Regions from separate parts of the Homo sapiens genome. Here region 2 is linked to region 1. A link is a loop called in an ENCODE intact Hi-C map of the cell type or tissue named here. Cell type or tissue: CD4-positive, alpha-beta T cell. All regions are shown on one strand. Each heading gives the region's core, and the rest is flanking DNA. Links, peaks and the distances in the headings are about the cores only. Region 1 has its middle 7.0 kb from the start of LINC02530. Region 2 overlaps HIVEP1 (HIVEP zinc finger 1).

What was found. A loop is a pair of places that touch in the nucleus more often than their neighbours do. Peaks named below come from ENCODE experiments on the same cell type or tissue, not always from the same donor. Only the 100,000 strongest peaks of a DNase experiment are listed, where the experiment ranks them.
Region 2: a loop joins it to region 1, with 11 times the contacts of the local background. A loop is called at or near these places in 31 of 110 quality-filtered maps.

The regions. Positions count from the first base shown.
Region 1 is chr6:12,589,687-12,595,074 of GRCh38, forward strand. No RefSeq gene overlaps it. Among named protein-coding and RNA genes, the nearest start is that of LINC02530, 7.0 kb to the left of the region's middle. In CD4-positive, alpha-beta T cell, for the core only: no CTCF peak of the experiment used is centred there; no DNase peak of the experiment used is centred there.
Region 2 is chr6:12,148,835-12,154,222 of GRCh38, forward strand. The region is part of intron 7 of HIVEP1 (HIVEP zinc finger 1); the gene reads left to right. Among named protein-coding and RNA genes, the nearest start is that of EDN1, 140 kb to the right of the region's middle. In CD4-positive, alpha-beta T cell, for the core only: a CTCF peak has its summit at 2,205 (motif pointing right); a DNase peak (open chromatin) is centred at 2,187.

The DNA.
Region 1 (5,388 bases), core at 278-5,277:
CTTGCTTCTGGGCTCAAGCGATTCTCCCACCTCAGCCTCCCAAGTAGCTGGGACCCCAGGCATATGCCACCGTGCCTGGCTACTGTTTATTTTTGTAAGGACAGGGATCTCCATATGTTACCCAGGCTGGTCTCTAACTCCTGGACTCAAGCAATCCTTCCACCTCAGCCTCCCAGAGTGCTGGGATTACAAGCATGAGCCATCACACCCAGCTCAACCTCTCATTATTAACAGGTGATATTGTTTAAACAGATAAATATCAGCAAATAAATAAATTAAGAAAATTGACAAATTAGTGAATAAACAAAAGCAATTTTATATATATATCAAAAAATTCAGATAGAAAATGTACTTTAAGATATCTTTTACAAAAGTCATAAATTATATAAAATACATAAACACACAGGAATAAATCTAAGAAAAGGCATGCAGGACACCAATAGAGAAGAAGGAGAGAGCTTTTTTGAAGTTCAGTAAAGAACTCAATTATGGAAAAATATACCATGTTCCTGGATAAAACGATTCATATCATAAAGTTGTCCATTCTCTTCTAATGGACATAAACATAAATGTAATTATGATAACTCCAACAGGTTTTTCCATGGAACATGGCAAGTTGATTTTGAAATTTCTATAAAGAGTAAAGGGTAATGGATGGCCAACATGTTCCCAAGGAAGAAAAACAAGGAGTTTGTCCCATTACATATTGAAACATTGTAAAACTATAGTTATTAACTTATTAACAATGTGATATTGCACATTAATAAAGAAATAGACCAAAACGACAGAAGGGGACATTTAGAAACAAATTCACAGATATATGAAAATTTGATTTATGGTGGGGGTAGTATTTGAGATCAATGAGAAAAAGAAAAACTATTCAACTAATGCACAATACACAAACACCAAATTCAAAGAGGATTAAGGCATAAATGTAAAAGCCAAAACCATATAATACCCAAAAAAGCATGTAGGATAGTATCTATAAACAAAATTTAAAATGCACAACTCTAGAAGAAAATTGAAGAATTCAATTATTTTAAAACTAAAAACCCTTCTTTGTCAAAAGGGTGAAATAATTAACTATGGAGCAGCAAATATAAACAAATCACATATATAAAAGTAAATAAAATGTAGTTAATATTTTTATCTATCACTACTCCTAATTTGACTATTTAAAGAGCTCCAAGCAATTATTAAGAAACAGAGAAATGACCCAATAGAAAAATGGGCAAAAGACCCAAAAAAGGAATTCCAAAGAAAAGGAAACATACATGGCCCATAAACACATGGAAAGAAACTCAGCTTCATCATTAATCAGAGAAGTACAAATACAAATCACAGTGAAGTTTTGTGATACTGCAATTCACACCCACCAGACTGGGAGTAAAACCAGACAGTAGCACATTAAGAGGATGTTGAGCAATGAGAATTCTCATCTACATCTGGTGGGAGTTTAAATATGTACTACAACTGGCTGGATGCAGTGGCTCATACCTCTAATCCTAGCACTTTGGGAGGCCAAGGCCAGCGGATCATTTGAGGCCAAGAGTTCGAGATCAGCCTGGTCAACATGGCAAAAAACCCATATTTACAAAAAATACAAAAATTAGCCAGGCGTGGCCGGGCGCGGTGGCTCACGCCTGTAATCCCAGCACTTTGGGAGGCCAAGGCAGGCAGATCACGAGGTCAGGAAATCGAGACCATCCTGGCTAACAAGGTGAAACCCCTTCTCTACTAAAAATACAAAAATTAGCCAGGCGTAGTGGCGGGCGCCTGTAGTCCCAGCTACTGGGGAGGCTGAGGCAGGAGAATGGCGTGAACCCAGGAGGCAGAGCTTGCAGTGAGCAGAGATCGCGCCACTACACTCCAGCCTGGGCAACAGAGTGAGACTCCGTCTCAAAAAAAAAAAAAAAAAAAAAAAAATTAGCCAGGCGTGGTAACATGCACCTGTAGTCCCAGCTACTGGGGAGGCTGAGGTGGGAGGATGGCTTGAGCCCAAGAAGTCAAGGCTGCAGTGAGCCGTGATAGCAGCATCACAGCACTCCAGCCCAGTGACAAGTCAGACTCTGTCTCAAAGACAAAAAAGGAGAGTAAATAAATTCATAGGAAGGATTATTGTGCAACGGTGAAAGTTTAGTGAGCTACAGGCACAGGCATAAACAGGATGACTTCCCAAAACATAATTTTGAGCAAGAGGAGCAAGTCCCAAGAAAATATAAATAAAAAATTTCAATTTATATACATTCCCCCCAAAGAAAAAACTAAACTATATTTTGTTTTGGGTTATATACACGTGTGTTAAAACCATAAAGAAAAGCAGGAAATGGTGAACACAAAATTCAGGACAGTGGTTACCTCTGATGAGGGGCGGGAGAAGCAGTCTTTGAGGTTTACCCAGAAAGATTTAAGGTGTGGCATATATTCCATTTCTAAAGCTCAGTGTTGGGCATGTGGGTGTTCATTCTATCAATATTCTTTTTTTTTTTTTTTGAGACAGAGTCTCGCTCTCTCACCCAGGCTGGAGTGCAGTGGCACGATCTCGGCTCACTGCAAGCTCCGCCTCCCAGGTTCACGCCATTCTCCTGCCTCAGCCTCCCAAGTAGCTGGGACTACAGGTGCCCGCCACCATGCCCAGCTAATTTTTTGTATTTTTTAAGTAGAGACAGGGTTTCACCATGTTAGCCAGGATGGTCTCGATCTCTTGACTTTGTGATCCGCCCGCCTCAGCCTCCCAAAGTGCTGGGATTACAGGCATGACCACCGCGCCCGGCCTATCACTATTCCTTAGAGTGCAGTTGTATTTTAGTTTCTTCTGTGTACGTGTGATATACTCCACAATGAAAATAAACAAATCTATACTTACCATGGCCTTCTCATGTCCAGAAACCCCTCGAAATACCCTTATCCTTTACCGCTGGACCATTTGGGTGGGAAATGATTACAAAGCCCTATCTTAAGCTTCATCAATGTGATGGATTAGTTTTAAGGTTTGAATGAACAAGATGATAGAAAATGAGAGAGCGCACTGGCTCCCCAGGTGGGCACAGAGGCTCAGAGGATAGGAATTTAGTGAGTGCCACTGTCAACATACTTCACATAGTTGGCAGTTTTGCCTAACATGGTCTCTGCCTGCAGAATTGCCACAAGTTGGAAATCCCACATCAGTCACCACTTCCTCGGGGACATTAGTTGTTCATGTAAATTCCGAACAATGGAAGCTGGCTTTTCATCCATACGGAAATGGAACACAAAGACAGAGCCCTAGAAGTGGAGTGTGAGTGCTGAGGATTTTCCCTAAGCCTCTTCCCTTCCACATGTGTTGATGTGTGATGTGTTGGTTAAGTATTTGGAAAGCACATCAGGTTTTAGTAATTTTTTTTCTCTAAAAAGAACAATTTGCTCTTAGAAGAATGACAGTTTTCTTTCCTTATTACATGAAATCACCCTCTGACCCCCTAAAAAGCAGAGATCTTTTGTAGGGATACACACAAGTGTGAAAAACTGAAAAGCAGAACTGGTAATAATGGACAGAAAATTAAAGAGAGCTGTCACCTCTGTCAAGGGGAAGGAGGACATGATCATGGAGATTTACTAGGTGAGGAAGGTGGTTCTGAAATACTGGCAATATTCTAGTTCTTAAGTGTTATTCTTTAAATGGCACATAAACGTTTCATAGTCTCCTTTGCATATATTGTATATTTCACAATACATTTTTATTTGTTTTATTTTACCTGAAGTTCTACCTAGTTGCCAAAAAAAAGCAGAAGTAAAAAAAGCTTTGCCAAAGAACCAGGATCAGAACCAAGCAGACCAGTAGGAGAGAGGTTTTTCTTTTTTTTAAAATTTTTAACTTCTAATTTTTGTGGGTATGTAGTAGCTGTATATATTTCTAGGTTCCAAGAGGTGTTTCGATACAGGCATGCAATGTGACATAAGCACATCACAGAGAATGGGGTATCCGTCTCCTCAAGCATTTATCCAGAGAGAGATTTTTCATGTACACCAGTACTCTTCTTTTCAGGTTTCAGCCTTTTAAATACATAACTTTCACAAGAGATGTTTTGAATGTTTTCCCTTGACCTTGAGAAAGAAAAGCATTTGCTGAGATGTTGCCTATGTGTGAAAGGGAGGGGAATCCTAGAGGAGAGGCCACTGAGTTTGCCACCCAGTTGACGCATAAGAAGCAACTTGAGAAGGACTCCAAAAGCAGCAGGTCAGCAAGTGGAAACCAGCATTGAATCAGCTGAATGGGTACCTGGAAGTGGGGTGAATGTTAAGTGTCAGTTTGCCTGCAATCGCCCCCGCTATGTATTCCTGTCCCAGAGTAATCATTAACAGCACTCCTGTTAGTGGCAGCAAATTTGTATGGGTCTGCAGCAACCTCAGCTCTCGCCTCCTCAGAAGAAAGCATTCAACTGAGGGGCCTATAGCAGAGTAAGAGACCGAGGCAAGTTTGAGAGCAGGAGTGAAAGCTTATTAAACAGCTTCAGAACAGGAACAAAAGGAAATAAAGCACCCTTGCAAGAGGGCCACGTGGGCAACTTGAGAGCTCAAGAGCGCTATTTGACTTCTGACTTGGGGTTTTATATGTTGGCACGTTTCTGAGGAGTTGTGCCTCTTCTCCCCTGAGCCTTTCCTTAGGGCAGCCTGTCTGCATGAGCAGTGACCTCCCAGCTCTTGGGAGGGGAGGTGCCGTGTGTTTACTGGAGTTGTGCGCATGCTCACTTGAAGCATTCTTCCCTTATCAGTCGAGCGTTCCCATAAGGTCATATCCAGTTAAACTCTGCCATTTTGCCTCTTAGTTTACAGGTGTCAGCCCACTTGCCCAGCTCCTGAGATCTTACTGGGAAGCTGCTGATCACCAGTTTCAGGTGTTTCTATTGAGAGACTGCCTTTCCCTGCATGGGTTGCAACCAATGATTGTTTTAGAGAGACAATTGACAACTGCCTGACCATCACCTGACGGTTGTTTGACTTTCCCATGCGGGGGAGTGGGGAAGCCTCTCTTGCTCTGCTCATCTCTGCCTGACTACCTACTGTAACACTTCTTTCACTTTCAAAAGTGTCCCAATTTGACCATAAATAATGTGGTTAACCCGTACATAAAGGAAGAAATGTAATGTGCTGTGGGAGGAGAAGGGCTCATGCAGGAAGACCTCTTAAAAAGGGACTATCTAGGGCTTAGATGCTGTGGCTCTAATTGGCAAAGAAGTGTGGTAAAACTTTTAAAAAAAATATTAAAGAGAGGAAAAGAAGGAGAGAAGGAGGAGGATAATTATTTTTGTGTTTATTTAGATCTATACAAAGAAACACACAATGGAAGTAGTAATTTCTTTGACCAACTTTTCTTCTGCTTTGAGCTTCTGAAGAGCATGCCTGGGCTTT
Region 2 (5,388 bases), core at 295-5,294, 440 kb before region 1:
TATATGAAAACTGAAAATCCAAAATAACCCAGGAAACTCTTTTATTTCCTGGGTTCTCCCAAACACAGTCGAAGTATGTCGTTTCATCATGCTAACAGATTATAGATGACTATTAGATAATATAGTGCTGAAAGAAAAATGTCCCACATCAGGAGCCACGTGTCTTTTCAGGAACCAGTACTATGAAACATCAAGTCTTGATCAGTATGAAAATTGTCTTCTCTGTTTTGGTAGGTACACTTCCTGTTTCCTAACAACAGGGTGGTAGTGACATCAGTAGTGGGGTCCTGCCGCATGTGAAGAGGGAATATTAGACTCAGCATGCTTTTCTGAAAGTGATGTATACTTGATACTAATAGGATATTTAAGAACATGCCTTATATGTTTGAGTCTTGATGATCTCTGACATGGAAAATGGGGTAAACCTTTTTTTAAAAAGGACAAAATTTGGGAGACCTGATTGTAAATCTAAAAAGTCACAACCCCTGCCAGAGTTTGCAGAACAGTAGCCAGAAACCTAAGGATTGTGTTTTTAGGTTTATAGGACACATTTGGGGGCTTAGTCATTTAACTGATCTTTTCTGTAGCATAAACATAATCATCACCAGGAAACGTCTCTGAGCTTTCATTCATTAAACAAAATGTACTAAACACTTAAGAGGCAGTCAGTGTTACTACAAAGCACCCCAGTATAGTACTTATTTTTTAAACATCATTACCACTTGGTAATATCTCCGTCAGCTCATAGCGTTCTGGAAAAAGCCCAGGTCTTATGCTGTGTTTGTGCTGAGTTGCTCCCTTACATGTGCATTGTTTTGTTTTTCACTAAAGGTTTTCTCCATATTTCTTTCTAATTAATGTCAGTGTTTTCCAAGCATTATCTTCAGTCTTTTCCTTTTAAGGATCCTAGACCTGTTCTCTACTCTGCCAACCACACCATACCCAGGTTATCATTCACCATCATATTGTGCCTGGTCCCTGGTTGATAAAGAGTGTTCATTAAAGGGTGATGTGAAAATGATGTGATGAAAGGCCACAGACCCCTTCTGAATTCTTTACCACCCTTAGCAACAGCAGGCTGCGCGGTACCTGTCTTATCTTTTAGCAGATGGAATTCATGTTCTAATTCTCAATGGAATAAATTAGGGGATGTTGGGAAACGTTTGCGTTTAATGAAGCAGGAGGAATTATACATTTTTATAAGCCAGCCATTAAAATGTGGACATTCGGCATTTAAAAGAAGTTTCTATTTAGTTTAAAACTAGCAACTTGAGCTGCAATGATAAGAAATGCTCATGGGAAGCCTAATCCCTCTGCTCCACTGCACATTCCCTTGTTTTCTTGCCATAAAACATGATATAGCCTCGGGAATTTTGTTCTCCTGTTCTTGGGGTATTAGTGACTACATTTTAGTTTTCACCTTTTGTGTCAAAATTCAAGCCGCCAGCAATTTGCTTTTCATCCTTTGATCCGAAGAATGTTTTCGTCAACAAATGCTGGACTTCAGTGCACGGAATGTTAATGTGTACCCTCAGCCGCCAGCTAGGAGAACCGTTTAATATGACGAAGTGCAGTGAGAAGCATTATTCTTGTTGGAGTTTAAGTACTTACAGTAAAGATGATGTTTGATCACAGGTTTTAAAACCTATATCACATTTACTCTTAAAAATAATTTAGGTGCATTTTTAAAAATTACTAGCAAAGCTTTTTTTCCAAATGAAACCTGTAGAATATATTATCATCGGGATTTTTATAGAACACATTATTACTCTTTTTAAGAAACACTTCCATGTGTAGAATATGAAACCATAATAGGCTTTAGGATTTATACTTAAAGCAGTGCTAATATTATTTTGAATGACACGCACGTGACACAGTATTTTGGTTTACTTCCTAAAGTTAAACATTAAACTCTGCCCCATTATGTTTTTAATGATGATTTTATCTTTAAAATATATATATATAATTGTATTCACATTCTTTAAAAAAATTTTTTCCCTAGGTTGCCATTGTTTATCTGGCTTTCAGAGCAATATTTCTAAACATATGTGAAAAACAAAAACAGGCAAACTTCAACAACAAAAGAAGGTTGCTACTGAGTGTACGTGGGCCAGGTTGCTACCCTCGGGAGCCCCTTCTCTCAGGGAGCCCCTCCTGCTGCTTTTGCGACTCCGACTCTTCCAGCAGGTGTCACTGTCTGGCAGCAGTGGGCGAGCAGGTTGCGGTTCACCTGACTCATCTTCAAATAATAACTTTTAAAATTTATCTTTAGGGAAGTTGTTTGACGTAAATGTATCAAAACTTTGACAAAAATGTTGCTACATCATATGCCTGATTTTTCCCTCATGAATTGAAATTCACAGAAAATAAAGGAATTAATCTTGTGCTGATATAAAATTTTATTGAGTATTAGAAACATTTGTTTATAATGAGAGGGGAATGTGGCTGGGAGGACATAATTAAATGAAACTTTTAGGACCATTTATTTATGAATTTGCTAAGCAAATATAGATTCCTTAGGTCTGTTCTAGAGTCTCTGATGGCTGCAAAGGGGTAAGCCACAGTGCTTACCCTCCTGAAGTATTAGTGTGTATTATACACACCAAGAAAGGAACAATTGTAATAGAAAAGGAGAAAGTCAGTGTATCTTATTGGCATAATGACAGGGCTCCTAAGTTCATAGAAACCTGTTTTTGAATCCTGGCTTTGATGCATTCTAATCATATACAGTACAAGCGTCTTAACTTCCTTGTGGACGATGGGTGTGGTATCAACTCTGTCATGGGTGGTAATTAGGTTTAAACCTGGAGGGTGATGTGGCATAGATGTTGGCAAACTTTTTAATGTCAAGGGCTGGATAGTAAATATTTTAGGCTTTGCAAGCCACCTATTCTCTGTCATGAATACTAAACTGTGACTGTAGCACAAAAGCAGCCACAGACAGTATATAAAGAAATGAGCCTGGCTGTGTTCCAATAAAACTTTATCCACAAGAACCAGTGGAGAGCCACATGCAGCTGGTGACCATAGTTTGCCAATCCCTGATATAACCATTACTCACCTGTAATCCCAACACTTTGGGAGGCCGAGGCGGGTGGATCACCTGAGGTCAGGAGTTCGAGACCAGCCTGGACAACATGGTGAAACCCCATCTCTACTAAAAATTCAAAAATTAGCCAGGCATGGTGGCGGGCACCTGTAATCCCAGCTACTCGGGAGGCTGAAGCAGGAGAATCGCTTGAACCTGGGAGGCAGAGGTTGCAGTGAGCCAGGATTATGCCACTGCACTCCAGCCTGGGTGACGGAGCAAGACTCCAAGACTTCATCTCAAAAAAACAAAAAAAGACAACAACAAAAAAACCAGTTACTCAACATAGTATCATAGTTGTTACATTAAGTAACATGCAGTAGCAAAGTAAGCAGTATCACAGAGTCATATATGACAAGTGTTTTGAGTCCATAACAAGTCCTCGTTCTTGTCCTCGCAGACTTGTTGATCCCAGGCAAGGCACTTTTCCTTTCTGGGTCTTTTATCAGTACGACTTTTGATTCAGCAGCAGTAGTCTTGTTTAGGGGGCAGGGGCAGAGGTTAAGGGGGACAGGGAAGTATATAAAGGACTTTTATTCTTATGAATCCAAACAGAGGGCAGAGTTGTCTGTGCTTTGTTTTGGTGCCATGGATGTTTAAAAGGATACCATTGTCTTCTGTTCATTTAAGCTACCCATTTTATCTTTTCTCTGTTACCCAGAATATCAGTCCTGTTTAACAAATATGTAATGATTCAAAATTCATTTGCAGGTTTTTAAACTTTGACAGTGGTCTCCTCTAGCAGAGATTTCAGATACTATGTATTCAGAGACAGAAACATCATTCTGTGCTTATCTCAGTGAAAGAAACCCAGGAAAGGAATCCCAGCCCCTCCTACATCCTCTCCAAGCTACAGGCATGTGGCTCATCCAGGAGGGGAGAAGGGAGCAGAGAAGCCACCCTGGGTGTCTTCTCACCCATACTGCTAATCCTGACCTGACCTGAAATTTAATATAATCAAGGCAAAATCAGATTAAAATGGAGCCAAATAGTTTTACACTTCAAATAGTTTTTACGTACATAAAAAATATATGGTGTTCGTTTTAAATTATTCATATTATTTGCATATGCTAAAAAAGAAATCAGCATGCTTCTTGAAATGTCTTAACAATTTAAAATATTTATAATATAACTGATTCTTAAACTTTTATATAATGCAGTATATTTGAAATTTTAAAAGTTCAATTATTTACATTCTCCTTGGGAACTACATTTTATATATTCTGTTACTTGTAATCAAATAATTATATGACATTCTTAATGTCTGTACCTACAAACATTGAATTCATGCATATTTATAAGGTAGCTTATTGACTATAATTCATTGTTGACCTTTCTGATGATTCTGTAGTTAGATTTTTAAAATATGATTGAATGTGGAATATCTAGGCATAGACTAACATGGGTTTGAATCTTAGCTGTGACATTTATGAGCTGTGGGCTCAACACTTTAAAAGTAATTAACTGCATTTTTCATCTTTTAAATCATTCTCTGAGAAAAAGTCAACTCCTTAATTAGTCCTTGTTTGAATTATGATCAAATAGTATTGGTTTGTACAGAATGATGCTAACTTAGGATCCAGGCTATAGATGGCTGCAACCGGAATAGAGCCATTTAGTCATCATATGTACAATAGAGTAAGAAATGCAAAAAAAAAAAAAAAAAAAAAATAGATACAAGATAAGAGCACTTTTAGGTTCTAAGAATTTAAAATGTGTATCTAGGTTAGAGTGAATTGGGGTGAAATTTCCTGTGCTTCCAAGTTAACCAGTAGAAGTGTTGAAATTGATTTCAAGAATTGATAGTGTCCTATTAAACAATCAGAAGACAGAAGGTACTAGTGAGAAGTCTTGATTTGACTATGGGGCTAATAGGGAGGTGCTTGTTGTGCAAGCTTATGTGAGAGAATAGCTGTATCAGTAGAGTAAAAGACCCTAGAGCGGGCTGGGTGCAGTGGCTCACGCCTGTAATCCCAGCACTTTGGGAGGCCAAGGCAGGTAGATCACTTGAGGTCAGGTGTTCAAGACCCGCCTGACCAACATGGTGAAACCCCGTCTCTACTAAAAGTGCAAAAATTAGCCAGGCATGGTGGCGGATGCCTGTGATCCCAGCTACTCAGGAGGCTGAGGCAAGAGAATCAGTTGAAGCTGGGAGGCGGAGGTTGCAGTGTACATGTGTATTCCATATATACAAGTGAAGATATGAATCCATACTGATAACTTCCAGTCCAGCACCACTGAATTTATTCTAGTCGTCTCCATTTCCTTCTCTTCTTCACCCACAGTGAGAAACCTGGTTC